2 separate regions of the Homo sapiens genome follow, and region 2 is linked to region 1. A link is a loop called in an ENCODE intact Hi-C map of the cell type or tissue named here. Cell type or tissue: CD4-positive, alpha-beta T cell. All regions are shown on one strand. Each heading gives the region's core, and the rest is flanking DNA. Links, peaks and the distances in the headings are about the cores only. Region 1 holds the start of RANBP6 (RAN binding protein 6). Region 2 holds the start of LINC02851 (long intergenic non-protein coding RNA 2851).

The links. Hi-C counts contacts between places; a loop is a spot of excess contacts. Peaks named below come from ENCODE experiments on the same cell type or tissue, not always from the same donor. Only the 100,000 strongest peaks of a DNase experiment are listed, where the experiment ranks them.
Region 2: a loop joins it to region 1, with 5 times the contacts of the local background. A loop is called at or near these places in 4 of 110 quality-filtered maps.

What each region holds. Positions count from the first base shown.
Region 1 is chr9:6,011,999-6,020,330 of GRCh38, forward strand. It overlaps RANBP6 (RAN binding protein 6), which reads right to left and starts at 3,626. Exons shown (of 1, transcript NM_012416.4): 1 at 1-3,626. The coding sequence starts at 3,609. The coding sequence ends at 292. RefSeq lists an enhancer at 3,445-3,504. In CD4-positive, alpha-beta T cell, for the core only: no CTCF peak of the experiment used is centred there; DNase peaks (open chromatin) are centred at 2,893 and 3,683; H3K4me3 peaks cover 1,748 bases; H3K27ac peaks cover 1,181 bases.
Region 2 is chr9:6,699,729-6,708,060 of GRCh38, forward strand. LINC02851 (long intergenic non-protein coding RNA 2851) reads left to right here and starts at 4,579. Exons shown (of 3, transcript NR_184134.1): 1 at 4,579-4,615; 2 at 4,725-4,925; 3 at 7,814-8,052. RefSeq lists enhancers at 4,591-4,680, 4,731-4,860 and a silencer at 7,567-7,781. In CD4-positive, alpha-beta T cell, for the core only: no CTCF peak of the experiment used is centred there; a DNase peak (open chromatin) is centred at 4,563; H3K4me3 peaks cover 1,523 bases; H3K27ac peaks cover 1,362 bases.

The DNA of each region.
Region 1 (8,332 bases), core at 161-8,160:
AGTTCAAACAAATAGCAACAATTTATATACTTTACATCAACTAGGGGAAAGGTGACAAACATTGTTTAAGACAGTTTGAAGCACAGGTTATCACCAAGGTCTGTGTTTGGAAGATAAAACATGCGAGATAAACAGAGGACTAACACTGATTAATTCTGGAGAAACATGGAGAAGAACTATAAACTGCTTAGCAGGGAGAAAACAGTTCTCTGATTTATAATAAAATCTATTCACAACACTTATTTGTAGTTACTTTTATAATAGATAATATTCAAGTTATATTAAAGTGCTTCAAGCAAAATTTAGCAACTCCTGTAAGGCTTCCTGCTGTTCATCATCAAGTTGTGATACACATTCCAACCATAAATCTTCAGAAGTCTGTACCTGACGCACGACATTAGCTAGGCGTTTGGCACAAGGATCCTCATAGTTAATAGTCTCATTAATTTTTCCTTCTGCAATTATACTGATTATTTTGGGAAGATTGGAATTATTTGGACCAATTACAACTGGGTGGTTACTTTCAATTAGGTCACAGAGAAAACTCAAAGTCTGAATAGCTTCCTCTTTATCTTCATGCAGTGGAAGCCATGATAACCAGTGTGGAAGAACTTCATCTACATTTACACAGTTAGGCTTAAACTTCAAAATCTTCCCTATTGCTGAGATACAGTTCTCTGTAGCAATGACATTTTTTTTGGTTTTGGAATTTGCACACTTAATAACTTTTACCAGAAGTGGAACAGCTTCTGAACATAAAGAACGATAATCATCTCCACCAAACTGTGCCATGACACCCAGGCCATAAGCAGCAGCTTGCCTGACTTCAGGGTTGTTATCTCGCATATTTAGTAGCATTGGCCACCGAAAATATTCTACATATTTAAATGAAGTTGGACTGCAGTGCTCTATGATGTCATCAAATATGCACAATCCCCACTGTCTGTCTGGCCATGGCCTACTTGAACAAATTAGATTTACAATTAATGGAAGTAGTTGTTCAAACCATGGTAAAATCTTTTCCTTATAAGTACTAAATAATGAGTGCAAAATATCTGATACTTTGGTCAGAATATAAACATCACATTCATCCTCATCTTGCAGAGACATCTCAACCTGTTGATCATAGTTTTCTTCCTGTCTTTTCACCTGTCTCAATTCTTGGTTTTTAAAGTGCCCTTCAAGTTTTGCTTTCAGTATTCCTCCCAGTTCTTCCAAGTGTTCATCATTAAGGCAACCATCTCCCATAACTTCAATGGACTTTGCAAAAGAATTCATTATTTCTGAGAGCACATCTGTATCTGGTTCAGTACCAATAGCCTTGATTAAGGGGTCACATATGAATTGCCACATCTGTGCAAGATACTCTGGGCCACGAATTCTTGCACATTCCAGGAGAAAAGGCATGGACTCTGCTGCTGCCACTCGAACATTGTCATGGAAATAAAATTTCAGTAAAGGAACCATCAGCTTCACAACTTGTTCTGTATATTCCACAAACCCTTCCCTTAACTCCTTAGCATAGTAAACCAACATTTGGCAAGCAGTTGCTTTTGCTTCAAGTCCTGAAGTTTTAATTCCAAAACTCTGCTGGTCTCCAAGATTTACAAATTGCCAGCCATCATCGTCACTCATATTTTCCACATCCTGTGTGTCTAAGAGAGCAACATCAGGTTTAGCTGAAGCAGTCTTAATAAGAGGCTCGATAACCAGTGGAAGGTACTGTTGAAAATCTTTTCCAAGAATTTTACACATTCTAGCCCATGCTGAAACCATGTAAGAGGTCTGAGGGTCATCATCTTCCATATTATTTAAGTCTGATTGTGTCTTCAACAACAGCTGCATCACATTTGATGCATCTTGCATAAATTTTTCCTTCCCAACAGCAAGACCAATATGGCTAATGCACTCGATAGTTTTTCCTCTCAGAAGCTTGAGTTCCTTCTGAACAGCAAGCTCAACAATGTGCTTTAGTGAGGGCATGAATATATCATAATATGGGACAAATTTTTCTTCTATTGTATCTGCAACTGATGCAATGGTTGTCACAAGTTGTTCCAAAGCCAACTTAGTTCCATTCCGAATCAACTCTTGAAGTTTAATCACCAAGACGGAATGTAGATTTTTCACCATACTATCCACATATAGAACTAGCAATGATTTAGGGCAGTCTTCAATAAAAATAATAAGAGCAGAAGCTGCATGTGATTGCACACGCTGATTACCTTGATTTTCCATGGTACGTAACAGAGCTGCAATCACTGTTTCATGAAATTTCTTTTGGAAATTAGGTGCAAAATCTGTAGCCATCTGTCCAAGTGTAGTACAGGCTGCAGCCCTCACCCTTGGATGAGGATCCTGAAGAAAAAGCAAAACGGAGTTAACTGTTTCATCTAGAATTGATTCCATTTGTTGATGGCATCCTTCTCCAATGGCAGATAAGGCCATTAATCCAGCATGTCGATACTTCCAGTCAGGGCTCTGAAGCATCTGCATGATATGCTCCTTGGTCATTGGTAAAACAACTTTTCCACCAAGCCCACAAGCCAGTCTGTCTAGTGCACTCTCCGCAGCAACTGCATTGCTGTCAAAATCATCTTCTTCCATTTCATCAGCATTTACCCAGTCCTCATCATCTTGTAGATCAACCATCATTGCTAATATATGAGGAACTGCCTGTGCAATAATATTTGTATGTTTTTTCAACATCGGAGTGGCAGTTTCAGACAAGGTCACTATAACTTCGAGGGCCAGCTGGCGCTGCAGATTACTAAGCCTAGAGTCTCCACATAACTTCAAACTCAACTGTAGAGTATCTTCTAAATAAGGACCCAAGTACTTAGGTACGGTATCTGCAATCTCAACAAGGGATTCTAGCACTGAATCATCATCCTGGTAGCATGAGTCATTCACAGCCTGTAAGATTCCAGGAAGCAAGTCTGCAAAGTCTTTGAAAAGAGCAATATTATTCTCATTAGCAAGTACAAATGCAGCTGCAGCTCTAGCGGATAATGTCCTGATTGCTGGATGTTCTTGATCTTGAATACACTGGTCCAACAACCGTTTGATGATATCCAAATCATGCCGCTCTTGGGTCCCAAAAATCCCAGGAAAGTGCCAGAAAACGTGAAGTGCAACTTCCCATAGAACCACATTTTTGGAGTAGATTGAATCAATAAGAAACTTCAGACCTTCCGGCCAGTGGTTAGTGCCATCCTCATCTATCAAATTCCTGGCCAGCACTGCAAAAATATCACAAAGTTTTTTCCTCATGCTAGCATGTGTTTCTAACTTAACAGCCAGAATCAGTTCAATCTTGACATCTCTCTGAACATCAGCAGGCAGATTTGGATAAACCTCCTCAAACCCAGAGGACAAAAGCCGTCGTAGCAGTGCGGCAGCCATTTGTCTCACCTCATAACCTGCTCTTCTATTTCTGACGGCATCTAAGAGGAAGGTAGTCTTACACAGACCTGGGATATTTTCATAGATTTCCTCTGCTTGCCTCCGCACCATACAGCTTGGATTGATCAGGTTCTTCAGAAGCTGGTAAAACTCTTGCTTTTCTGACACGGTCGCCGGCACCCCTGCAGACGCGGTTGCCGCCATTGCGCTCTGTCAAAGCTACCGCGACCGGGAAGGAGGGAGGGGGTCTGCGGCTCGAAGCAGTGACGTAGGCGAGGCGCCGGCGGGGATGGGCGGGGTGCTTCTCCCTCCTCTGCCCAGAAACTCTAGCTGCGCTCTGGCAGGCTGCGAGCTAGGTTTTGGAGAGAGGTGAGAGCCGTGTGGAGGCCAATGGCATCCTCCATTTGTTTTTCAATAAGATAAACGTGCACTTGCAGGCGAGAGAAGAAAAGCATTGATTAGAATGGGATCATGACTTTTTTTTTTTTTGGATACAAGGTCTGGCTGTGTCACCTAGGCTGGAGTATAGCGGCGCGATCCCTGCTCACTGCAGCCTCAACCTCCTGGGCTCAAGCGATCCTCCCCGCCTCAGTTCCCCCAGTAGCTGGGACCACAGGCGCGCGCCACCACGCCCGGCTAATTGTGTTTTTTATAGAGACAGGGTTTCGCCATGTTGCCCAGGCTGGTCTCGAACTCCTGGGCTCAGGTGATCTGCCCGCCTCGGCCTCCCGAAGTACTGGGAATACAGGTGTGAGCCACTGCTTCTGGTCAGATTATGAGTGATTTTTTTCTTTTATTTCTAAACTATATTGTTACTTTGATAATTTTAAAACAATAAGTCTATCTTGAAAACATGCCAAGTGAAAGAAACCAGTCACAACCACATATTGTATGATTCCATTTGTATGAAAGGTACCAAACAGGCAAATTGTATAACAGAAATTAGTGGTTGCCAGAGGTTGGGGGGAGGGGAGGATAGAGAATGACTGCTATCAAATAGGGTGTTTCTTTCTGAGTGATGAAATGTTCTAAAATTAATTGTGATGGTTGCACAATTCTGTGATTATACTAAAAACCATTGAGTTGTTAAATTTAAATTGGTGAATTGTATGGCATATAAATAATACTACAATAAAGCTTTATAAAATAATAAGTGTGATAATAAAATAATAATTACTTCCCCACTACCACATCTAATGCAGTAGAGTGGTAGCTCAAAATCTGGTGTGTGTCAGAATCACCTGGCCTGTTGGTTATAATAAAGAATGGGAAAGACAACTGAGTAAAGTATGGTAGAAAGTGATCTGAACTAATAATCAGAAGACAGACTTGCATCCTGGCCTTGTCACTAAATTAATTTTGTATCCTAGGACAAGTTACTCAAGATTTTCCTTGCATCTTGTCTAAACTGAAATATGAAGGGATGCGGTTAACTAGAATCCTAACTAACCATTAGTGGGAAGCTGCTGAGGTTATTCCAAGAAACAAATGTTGATGAAACTAAATTTGTTTCTTTTTTTTTTTTTTTTTTTTGTGAGATGGAGTCTCGCTCTGTCGCCAGGCTGGAGTGCAGTGGTGCGATCTCAACTCACTGCAACCTCTGCCTCCTGGGTTCAAGCAATTCTCCTGCTTCAGCCTCCTGAGTAGCTGGGACTATGGGCGCATGCCACCACGCCCAGCTAATTTTTGTATTTTAGTAGAGACGGGGTTTCACTATGTTTGGTCAGGATGGTCTCGATCTGTTGACCTCGTGAGAGATCACCCGCCTCGGCCTCCCACAGTACTAGGATTACAGGTGTAAGCAACCGCGCCTGGCCAGTTTGTTTCTTTAATTCAGGCAGGTGTGTCAATCAAAAACAAGTTTCATTCCTATAACAATGATTAGGTCTTACTTTTGTATTAGCACTTGCCACACTCATTTTGACCCTTATACAGAATTGAGAGATTGCTAGGATAGATATAATACTAAATTTAGGTGAGAAGTGGAAACTAAGGGAAGTTACAGGATTTGCCTAGGATGACACACCTGAGTCTCAATTCTACCTCTTCTGAAAGTGACACTGATGCTCTTTTCACCATATTGCTTCCCCATTAACTACTCTTGGTTTTGCAGCATGATCAGAGGCTTCACTTACTGCAAATTCTGTCTTAAACTTTTCCAAGCAGCCTTAATTTTGTTTTTGTAAAGTGCTGCCGCATATACCCACAAAAATTAGAAAGTCGTAGCTTTTACATTAACCAGATGATAGACAAAGTAGGTAGTCTCATAAATTACATTGTAGCCGAGCATGGTGGCTCACACCTGTAATCCCAGCACTTTGGGAGGCTGAGGCAGGCAGATCACGAGATCAAGAGATCAAAACCATTCTGGCCAACACGGTGAAACCCCGTCTCTACTAAAAGTACCAAAATTAGCTGGGCGTGGTGGCACATGCTTGTAGTCCCAGCTACTCGGGAGGCTGAGGCAGGAGAATCGCTTGAACCTGGGAGGCAGAGGTTGCAGTGAGCCGAGATTGCATCACTGCACTCCAGCCTGGCGACACAGCAAGACTCTGTCTCATAAAAAAGACACTGTAATATGAAACAGAGCTATTTTCTAAAATAGAATTTCTCATTCTGTAGACTGAAAACCAACTGCATTAGAATTGCTTGGGATACCTATTTTAAAATATAGATGTTAGGGCCCAAGTTCCTATTAACCCAGAATTCTGGGGGGACTGAGGACTAAGAATGTACAATTTCAACCAGCACATTGGGTTTTTATATAAATACCAACATTTGAGAATCGCTGATAAGATCAATTCTGGTTCTAAGATTATGACTACAGTTGTGCATTCATTGGTTTTCTTTCTTTCTTTGTTTTTTTTTTTTTTTTAGATGGAGTCTCGCTCTGTCACCTAGGCTGGAGGGCAATGGCACGATCTCAGCTCACTGCAACCTCTGCCTCCTGGGTTCAAGCAATTCTCCTGCCTCAGCCTCCTGAGTAGCTGGGATTACAGGCATGCACCACCACACCCAGCTAATTTTTATATTTTTAGTAGACACAGGGTTTCATCATGTTGGCCAGGCCGGTCTCAAACTTCTGACCTCAAGTGATCCACCTGCCTCAGCCTCCTAAAGTACTAGGATTACAGGCATGAGCCACCACACCTGGCCCATTCATTGGTTTTCTTACTGTTCCTTCAAAAAGTCTAACTGGAGGGACTTTGCATTTGCCGTTTCAGGAAATGTTAATAATAATTAATTAATTACTTAATACTATATCCACTAGCATATGAAAGACATTGAAAAAAACCACAGTGATACACCACCACAGACCTACCACAATGCTTTAAAAGTCTGACAAAGCCAAGGGTTGCTGAGGATGTGGAACAACAGGAAACTCAGTTATATTTTTGTTGAGAGTATAGGTAAATTGGTACAACCTCTTTGAAAAAAATGAGCTGGGCGCAGTGGCTCATGCCTGTAATTCCAGCACTTTGGGAGGCTATTGGGAGGCTAAGTTGGGCAGATCACCTGAGGTCAGGAGTTCGAGACCAGCCTGGCCAACATGGTGAAACCTCGTCTCTACTAAAAATACAAAAAATTTAGCTGGACTTGGTGGTGTGCGCATGTAGTCCCAGCTACTCAGGGAGGCTGAGGCAGGAAAATTGCTTGAACCCAGGAGGCGGAGGTTGCAGTAAGCCAAGATCACACCACTGCACTCCAGCCTGGGTGACAGAGGGAGACTCCATCTCAAAAAAAAAAAAAAAAGAAAAAAGAAAAAGAAAAAAATGTTTGAAAAATTCTGGGTTAAGATTATGCAATTATTTGGCCGGGTGCAGTGGCTCATGCCTGTAATCCCAGCACTTTGGGAGGCCGAGTTGGGCGGATCACAAGGTCAGGAGATTGAGACCATCCTGGCCAACATGGTGAAACCCCATCTCTACTAAAAATACAAAAATTAGCTGGGCGTGGTGGCGCGTGCCTATAGTCCCAGCTACTTGGGAGGCTGAGGCAGGAGAATTGCTTGAACCCGGGAGGCGCAGGTTGCAGTGAGCCAAGATTGTACCACTGCACTCCAGCCTGGTGACAGAGCGAGACTGCGTCTCAAAACAAAAAGAAAGAAAAAGAGTATGCAATTATTCAATTAGTCTCTCAGCAAGCATTCTTTGAGGGTACACTCAAGCATGGTGCTGAGTTGCTGGTATTAAAGACTAAATTCATGAAGATATGTGAATCTCATAGTAAACAGAGATAGTAAATGTCACATAGCGTAGTGATCACTGTAGTAATGATAAGCCTGCCATGGAGCCATATGGGGTTATGGAGGCAGCTAATTTACTCTGGGTATGGGGTTGATCAAGTAAGGCTTCCCAGAGGAGGTATCAGAGTTGACTTTTGAAGAATGAGTCCTCATTAACCATTTGAAAAGAGAGAAAGTTGTTCTAAGTAAAGGGTACAGCTTTTTCAGACACAGAGAGGCCTTCAGGTGTACTGTGATGAGAGTTCTGCCAGTGTTTCAGTAATGCTGGGGCGGTGAGCATGGGATTTGAGGGGGTCTGGGGATGATACAGGAAGCTGGAAGGAGGAAGACAGAAAGTTAAATAAAGGCCAGATCATGAAGGGTATCATATCTGTCAGGCCTCTAGCCCAAGCTAAGCCATCATATCCCCTGTGACCTGTACGTATACATCCAGATAGTCTGAAGTAACTGAAGAATCACAAAAGAAGTGAAAATGGCCTGTTCCTGCCTTAACTGATGACATTCCAACACAAAAGAAGTGAAAATGGCCTGTTCCTGCCTTAACTGATGACATTACCTTGTGAAATTCCTTCTCCTGGCTCATCCTGGCTCAAAAGCTCCCCCACTGAGCACCTTGTGACCCCCACCCCTGTCAGCCAGAGAACAAACCCCCTTTGACTGTAATTTTCCTGTACCTACCCA
Region 2 (8,332 bases), core at 254-8,253, 690 kb after region 1:
GAGGTGGGAGAATCACCTGAGCCTGGAAGGTTAAGGCTGCAGTGAGCCGAGATTGTGCCTCTACATATCAGCCTGGGCAACCAGAGTGAGACCCTGCCTCAAAAAAAAAAAAAAAAAAAAAGTAAAACTTATATTGAAAAAATTTTAAAAAAAGAAAAATGTGAAAAAGTAGAGTCTCCTCATCTGAAAAATAGAATAATGGTAGTTCCTTTCTCTTTGTATGTAACGCTATCCATTTAAAGAACTTAGAACTCAGTAAGTACTAAAGGACCGTTAATTCATTCAACAAGCATTATTTGATCTAGGCACTTAGAATACATCAATCAACTAAGCTGACAAAGATTCTTCCACTTGCGGAGCTCAATCTTAGTGGAGGGATGGAGGAAATAAACAGTGCAAAATAAATAAGTGAAGGATAGAATATGCAGGAAGTTAAGTGCTATGGATGAAAGAAAAAGTACAACAGTGTAGCAGGGTCAGGAGTGCTGGGTGGTGGGTGGCAGTGCTGAATGGGTGATCAAGATGTCCTTTTTGGGTTTGTTTTTTTTTTTTTTTGAGATGGAGTCTCGCTCTGTCACCCAGACTGGAGTGCAGTGGTACGATCTTGGCTCACTGCAGCCTCCACCTCCTGGGTTCCAGCGATTCTCCTGCCTGTCTCCTGAGTAGCTAGGAGTAGCCTCCTGGGTAGCTGGGATTACAGGCATGTGCCACCACGCCTGGCTAATTTTTGTATTTTTAGTAGAGATGGGTTTTCACCATGTTGGCTAGGCTGGTCTCAAACTCCTGATCTCAGGTGATCCACCTGCCTCGGCCTCCCAAAGTGCTAGGATTACAGGCATGAGCAGCCATGCGCGGCCAAGATGTCCTATTTGAGAGGATAATGATAGCTGAGCAAAGGCCAAAGGAAATGAGGACATTAGCCCAAAAAATATGTGGGAAAGAATATTCCAGGCAGAGGGGGTAGCTAAAACAGGCCCTAAGAGAGAAGCATGGGGATCTTGTAGGATAACAAGGCCAGTGTGGTTTGAGGGAATGAATGGAAGGGGAGGGTCAGGCTGAGCTTAGAGAGGGTGCTCGGTATCCCATATGTGGCCCTCCAGACCACCCTTTACCTTCTTCCATCCTGCTGTGAGCCCAGGAGGGTGCCCTCTAGGGACTACACCCTTGCCATCTGGCTTTCTGTTGGATCTCCTAACAGGGCACCTACAAAAGAGAGCGAGTGAGGAGAGTCGGATCTGGGTATTCATCGCTCTTGCTCTCTCTAAGCAAGATGCTCACTGGCTGGCTGCATCCCACTGAAGGGTTCAACTCCTGACAGGTGGCTATCGCCTCAGTCCTCTCTGTTTTGGGGATCTGGTACCACTCAGTTCCTTGCCCCTTCCAGCGTAGGGATGCTATAAAGGCCCCGCTGTTACTAGACCCAAGGTTGTTGAACAATCATTCCTTTTCCTCTACTCACACCTTTTAAAATAACCCCTTTTAAAAATTCTCCTTAAACTATCCTAATTTGAACATGCCAGCTGTTTCCTGCTAGAACCATGACTAACAGAATTCAGGTCATTTCAGGCCTTGAAGGCTATTCTAAGGATTTTGGCTTTTACTCTGAATGAAACCAGAAGCCATGATAGTGTTTTCCGCAGAAGAGTGATGTGATCTGACTTAGCTTTTAAAACAGTCACTCCGGCTGCTGCATTGACACTGGGAGGCTGGGGCAGGGAGGGGAGTAGGATAGAGGCAGAGACAGCTGTTAGGGGGCTCCTGCAATGACAATACAGCTAACTAAGGTGTTCACTGTGGAGGTGGTTGAGAAAAGGTCAGATTTGGGACATGTTTTGAAGGTAGAGTCAACATGACGTCCTGATGACTGGAGGAATGGAAGAAAGCAGGCTTTGGCATAAACAACTAAAAGGATGGAATTGCTGCCATTTATAATGGGAAAGGCCATGGTGGAGTAGGTGTAGAGAGGAAGATCATGAGTTCAGTATTGACACATCAATTTTCAGATGTTTATTGGACATCTGTGTAGAGATGTCAAGAAGGCAGTTGGGGCCAGGCGTGGTGGCTCACGCCTATAATCCCAGCACTTTGGGAGGCCGAGGCGGGCGGATCACGAGGTCAGGAGATCGAGACCATCCTGGCTAACACGGTGAAACCCCGTCTCTACTAAAAATACAAAAAATTAGCCAGGCATGGTGGCAGGTGCCTGTAGTCCCAGCAACTCAGGAGGCTGAGGCAGGAGAATGGCATGAACCCAGGACGTGGAGGTTGCAGTGAGCCGAGATCATGCCACTGCACTCCAGCCTGGGCGACAGAGCGAGACTCCGTCTCAAAAAAAAAAAAAGAAAAGAAAAGAAAAAAAAGAGGGCAGTTGGATGTAAAAGTATGGCATTTGAGAAATGTATAACCAGAGATGAATGGCAGATAAAATTTAAACCCATGAGACATGGTAAGATCACCAAGAAAGTGAGGGTTAGATACAGAAGAGGACCATGAATTACACTTGGGGACACTCCAAATTAAAAGGTGGTGAGAAGAGAGAATTAGCAAAAACCACTGAGAATCAGGAGCAGAAACAGAAGTAGGGGAAAACCAAGAAAATGGGTGTCCTAGAAGTCAAATTTAAAAATCATGCTATACCAAGGCGTGATGGCCTGTGCCTGTAGTCCCATCTACTCAGGAGGGTGAGGTGAGAGGTGGAGGCTGCAGTGAGCCAAGATCAGGTCACTGCACTCCAGCCTGGGTAACAGAGTGAGACCCCATCTAAATTTAAAAAAAAGAAAAAAGGCCAGGCCCGGTGGCTCACGCCTGTAATCCCAGTACTTTGGGAGGCCGAGGTGGGCAGATCACGAGGTCAGGAGATCAAGACCATCCTGGCTAACACGGTGAAACCCCGTCTCTACTAAAAATACAAAAAAATTAGCCAGGCGTAGTGGTGGGCGCCTGTAGTCCCAGCTACTCGGGAGGCTGAGGCAGGAGAATGGCGTGAACCCGGGAGGTGGAGCGGTGGAGCTTGCAGCCACTGCACTCCAGCCTGGGCGACAGAGCGACAGTCTCAAAAAAAAAAAAAAAAAAAAAAAAAAAAAAGCATGTCAGGGAGAAGACAGTGATCTTATTTTGAACCAATGGAGGGAAAAACTGGGTGAAATGTCTTTGAGATAGCATGGGATATGAGTCATTGAGTCTTTGGTGATTATAGATAATTCAGTCACCATTATGTTTATGACTTGTTGCTCTTATCATAATCTCTCATCACCTTGTCTCCTAAGTAGACTTGGAAGCTCGATATTGTACACCTTATTAGGAAAATACTCAATTGTCTTCTAGTATAGGGAAAATTCGTCTTGTGTGTGGAGTAAACAACATTTTTGCCTTTACCACCATGAATATCATGTTCCCTTCATCCTCACTGTGTCCCTCAAAACCAAGAAAACATCTGGGAGTAGAGCTCGTAGAATGTTTCAAATAAGCTGAAATTAAGAGTTTTGTAGCATTGAAATGGAGTCTTTACATCAAAGTATAACTTGAAAGAAGAAACTTAGCAATTACCCTGCCCAAATCCATTGATCGTGTAATCTTTCTTAGCTGAGAACGTTACGGAACAAAGGCCCGCAAGGGCCTGGCAGTTGAGACACTTCAGGGCAGTTAAGAAAATTCATTTCACCTTTGCAGAATGTTCGGTACGTTTGGCCATCTGCCTCTGACAGCACAAAAGCCCTAAATTTAATACCCTGAAGAGCTAACGTTAAAGTGCAAAAACGAAGGTTGCAACAGCCCGACTTCGATACACTGAAAAGAACCAGGATACACCTGCACTTCTAATTTTTTCAATTTCAGCCCAAAGCCGGCCTGGTTCAAGCATTCCTCAGAAATTTCCAGCGCACGTTCCCCATCTGAAGGCTCACACCTGCGGGAGTAGAACACACTCCACACCGGTGCCGCCAACACACGGAATCTGCGCTCCCGGAAGCTTACAACATGGTCATTGTTGAAGTGCTCCCCTTGAATTGGTCGGGCGTGGTGGCGCGCTCGTGTGGTCCCAGCTACTCGGGAGGCTGGGGTAGGAGCATCGCTTGAACCCAGGAGGAGGGTGTTGCAGTGAGACGAGATCGCGCCACTGCACTCCAGCCTGGGCGACAGAGCGAAACTCCATCTCAAAAAAAAAAAAAAATCCTTAGGGACCGCCCAGAGGCTGGTGACACCTGCACTGGTACCTCCATGGCCGCGCCTCTGAGGTCACCGCTCCAGAAGGTCCCAGGCCGGCGTGGAAACCTATTACTAAGTGGGGCGGGTGGACACCAGCAGGTCCCGCCCTAAAGGAGTCCCGCGGCCGCTTGGGCCTCAGTTCCTCTTTCCTGCCCAAGTATCTCCCCAGCTCTGACGAAACAGGCAACTTCCAGACTGTGGCGTTAGCTCAGCGACTGCACTGAGCCGCCGGGAAGATCCTGGTCCCGTCAGCCAGCTGACCCACATGCGTTGCGGAGGCGCTGACCACCCCGCTTCGCTGGCTGGTGGGGGGTCACGTGAGGACCTCGGGGTCACGTGAGGTCCTCGGGCGCCGCAGGGAGGGCGGCATCCAAGTCTTTCCGCGCGTGCGCGAGCGTCCGCTGTCACTCAGGTAGAACAGTCTCAAATCGCACCGTTAGTACCGGCCCCCTTTGCCTTTCTACCTTGCCCCTCCGAGTCCCGACCCAAGATCCCAAGTAATCGTCTTCCCCCTGCACCAGGGCCGGGACCAGGCAGCCAAGAAACGCGGAGACAGACTACTGGGACTGCGACGTCTCCTCTCCTGTTCGCTGCGATATGCCGGCGTCGTGTTGAGCGGGCTGCGGACACAGACAGCCTGCCCGGCCCCACTGAGTGTTTGATCCCCATCCTCGCAGCTCTCTAGAGGACCAGAGTTGGCGGTGCAGCCCAGCGGAGCTTCGGTGGGTGCGGATGTCACTAGATGACAGACCCAGCCCTGTCCCTCAGCCCTCAGGGCCCTTTTCCCAAAGCCTACAGCCGCAGAAAGTTCTCTTAGGATATCCCCAGACCCTGCAGCCAGCTTTTCCATTTTTCCTTCCTGGGGCCAGTACTTTCTACAGCGTCTACAGCCAAAGTATCTTATCCCAGGAGGGCCTTTATAACCATCTGCGCCTTTGGGACTTTTCCCCACTTGTTGAAATCCATGGTCTTGGCCTTTCTAGTAGCCTGTCTCTCACGCTTAAGATAGTACATGCCTCCCATCTGTAAAAATGGATCATCCGCCGGGCGCAGTGGCTCACGCCTGTAATCCCAGCACGTTGGGAGGCCAAGGTGGGCGGATCACTATGTCAGGAGTTCAAGACCAGCCTGGCTAACATGGTGAAACTCCGTCCCTACTAAAAATACATATAAAAATTAGCCGGGCGTGGTGGCGGGCGCCTGTAGTCCTAGCTACTCAAGAGGCTGAGGCATGAGAATCGCTTGAACCTGGGAAGCGGAGGTTGCAATGAGCCGAGATCGAGCCACTGCACTCCAGCCTAGGTGATGGCCAGACTCTGTCTCAAAAAAAAAAAAAAAAAAAAAAGACTGTATACATTAAACTGATCCCACCTTTTTAGGCCTTTAGGACTCCACCTTAGGTTATCCTTTCCTCATGGCCCTTGATTATTAACCCATCCTAGGGCCATCTTCTCCTTTTCAGGGTGGAGGTTTGTTTGGCATGCTTTCCTCAGGCTGCTTTGTAGAAACGCATGATTCAAAACTAGGTACAGGCCAGCGCGGTGGCTCACACCTGTAATCCCAGCCCTTTGGGAGGCCGAGGGAGGCAGATTGCTTGAGGTCAGGAGTTCGAGACTAGTCTGGCCAACATGATGAAACCCCATCTCTACTAAAAATATAAAAATTAGCCGTGTGTGGTGGTGCACGCCTGTAATCCCAGCTACCTGAGTGGCTGAGGCAGGAGAATCGCTTGAACCCAGGAGATGGAGGTTGGAGTGAGCTGAGATGCCACCACTGCACTCTAGCCTGGGTGACACAGCGAGATTTTGTCTCAAACCAGACAAACAACAAAAAAACAACATCAGCTATAAATTTTCCTTTGGTGTATAGGTTAAGCACTTTTACCAAACAATGTTTTTCTTTGAACTGCCCTGGCATTATGCAATTCTGAACTCTTTGAAGGCTCCTGCTTAGACTTCAGCTGCCACCATGAGGAAGCCCAAGAAGCCTGTAAACCCTGAATATCTGAGTTAGGCCTCAGTCAGTTTAGGAAGTTTATTTTGCCAAAGGTAAGGATGCACACCCATAACACAGCCTCAGGAGGTCCTGACTACATGTGCCCAAGGTGGTCCCAGTACAACTTACTTTTATACATTTTAGGGAGACATCAATCAATATATGTAAGATGAACATTGGTTTTTTCCAGAAAGGCGTGACAATTTGACGCAAAGGCAGACTCGAGGCAAAGGCAGAACAACTCAAAGAGGGGAGTGGGTTTCCAGGTCATAGGTAGATAAGAGGCAAACGGTTGCATTCTTTTGAGTTTGATTAGCCTTTTCAAAGGAAGCAGTCAGATGTGTATCTCAGCGAGCTGAGGAATGACTTTGAATACAGTGGGAGGCAGGTTTGCCCTAAGCAGTTCCTAGCTTCAGTCTTCTCTTTAGCTTAGTGATTTTTGGGGCCCCAAGTTTTATTTTCCCTTCGCAAGCCCATATGGAGAACTGAGGCCCCTGCCTGAGAGTCCTAGCTGAGCTTACAGAACAACTTTCAGCCTTGGGAGTGAGGCCATTTGGACCTTCTTTGTTCTATACTTCAGAGAATGGAGTTATTTTTGAGATGTAGTCCATGAGTGTGGTTTGAGAAAAACAGCTACTAGCTGGTATGTTGCAGTTGGGTGGGAATGAATGGCAAGCCAGAACTGACAGAAAGGGAAGAATAGCCATGGTATCTCTGTGAAGTGGACATTCCAGAGAGAGAAGTGGGTATTCCAAAAGTGAGTGGGTTTGTGAGGAGCAACGAAGACATCCATCATGATGAAACAACAATAAGACCAAGTTTTGAGCTGGGGTGGAGAACAATTCTCTGGGTGGCCTCAGACCCCAACCCAGTTCTTCTTTTCATGCTTGTGGTTTAATTATTATTACTATTTTTTTTTCAGACAGAGTCTCACTCTGTTGCCCAGGCTGGAATGCAGTAGCACAATGTCGGCTCACTGCAAACTCTGCCTCCTGGGTTCAAGTGATTTTCCTGCCTCAGCCTCCCGAGTAGCTGGGACTACAGATGCATACCAACATACATGGCTAGTTTTTGTATTTTTAGTAGGGACAGGGTTTCACCATGTTAGCCAGGCTGATCTCCAACTCCTGACCTAAAGTGATCCAACTCAGCCTCCCAAAGTGCTGGGATTACAGGCACGAACCATTGCGCCTGGCCGTGGTTTTCAAGAATAACTGAAGAGCCAGGCGCGGTGGCTCACACCTTGTAATCCCAGCACTTTGGGAGGCTGAGGCGGGCGTTATCACCTGAGGTTGGGAGTTTGAGAACAGCCTGACCAACATGGAGAAACCCTGTCTCAACTAAAAAAAAAATACAAAATTAACCGGGCGTGGTGGTACATGCCTGTAATCCCAGCTACTTGGGAGGCTGAGGCAGAAGAATTGTTTGAATCTGGGAGGCAGAGGTTGCCGTGAGCCAAGATCGTGCCATTGTACTCCAGCCTGGGCAACAAGAGCGAAACTCCACCTCAAAAAAAAAAAAAAAGAATAACTATAGAATATGCTTGGAATGCAGTATCCTGAGATAGGGGAGGAACTGGCTGGAACAGCCTGGACTTTGTTTCTTTTTCCCCTAGAAGCGACATGTCCTCCAACATTTTAGCCCAGCAAGTCTTGTGGCCCCTGAGGATATAACCCAGAGAGGGCTGCTTTCTGGGATTTCTCGGCTGTGGTTCAAGTGGAGTACACACAGTTGAGACCCTGTCTGCCCTGGGCAGCTTTCTTGACCCTTGGGGGACCAGCTCACAATAAATCCTAGGCTTCTGTTGCTCCTTGCTGCCTATCCATAAGCAATAAACCTGCTTCAGCTCATTCACTCATGGGTAATTTTTGTATAGCTATTATAAAAGGGGTAATATGTAATGCTAAATACTCCAGTAACAATCATGGGGTTCCATTAAGTATAAATTGTGTGCATGGGTGTTGTATATCACTGGACTCAAGTTGATAACCAGTGTACAGTGAAACTGATTAACACTGAGTAGTACCTGGAAGGAATAAAGAATAGGTAGCGGCCGGGCACAGTGGCTCATGCCTGGAATCCCAGCACATTGGGAGGGATCACCTGAGGTCAGGAGTTCAAGACCAACCTGGCC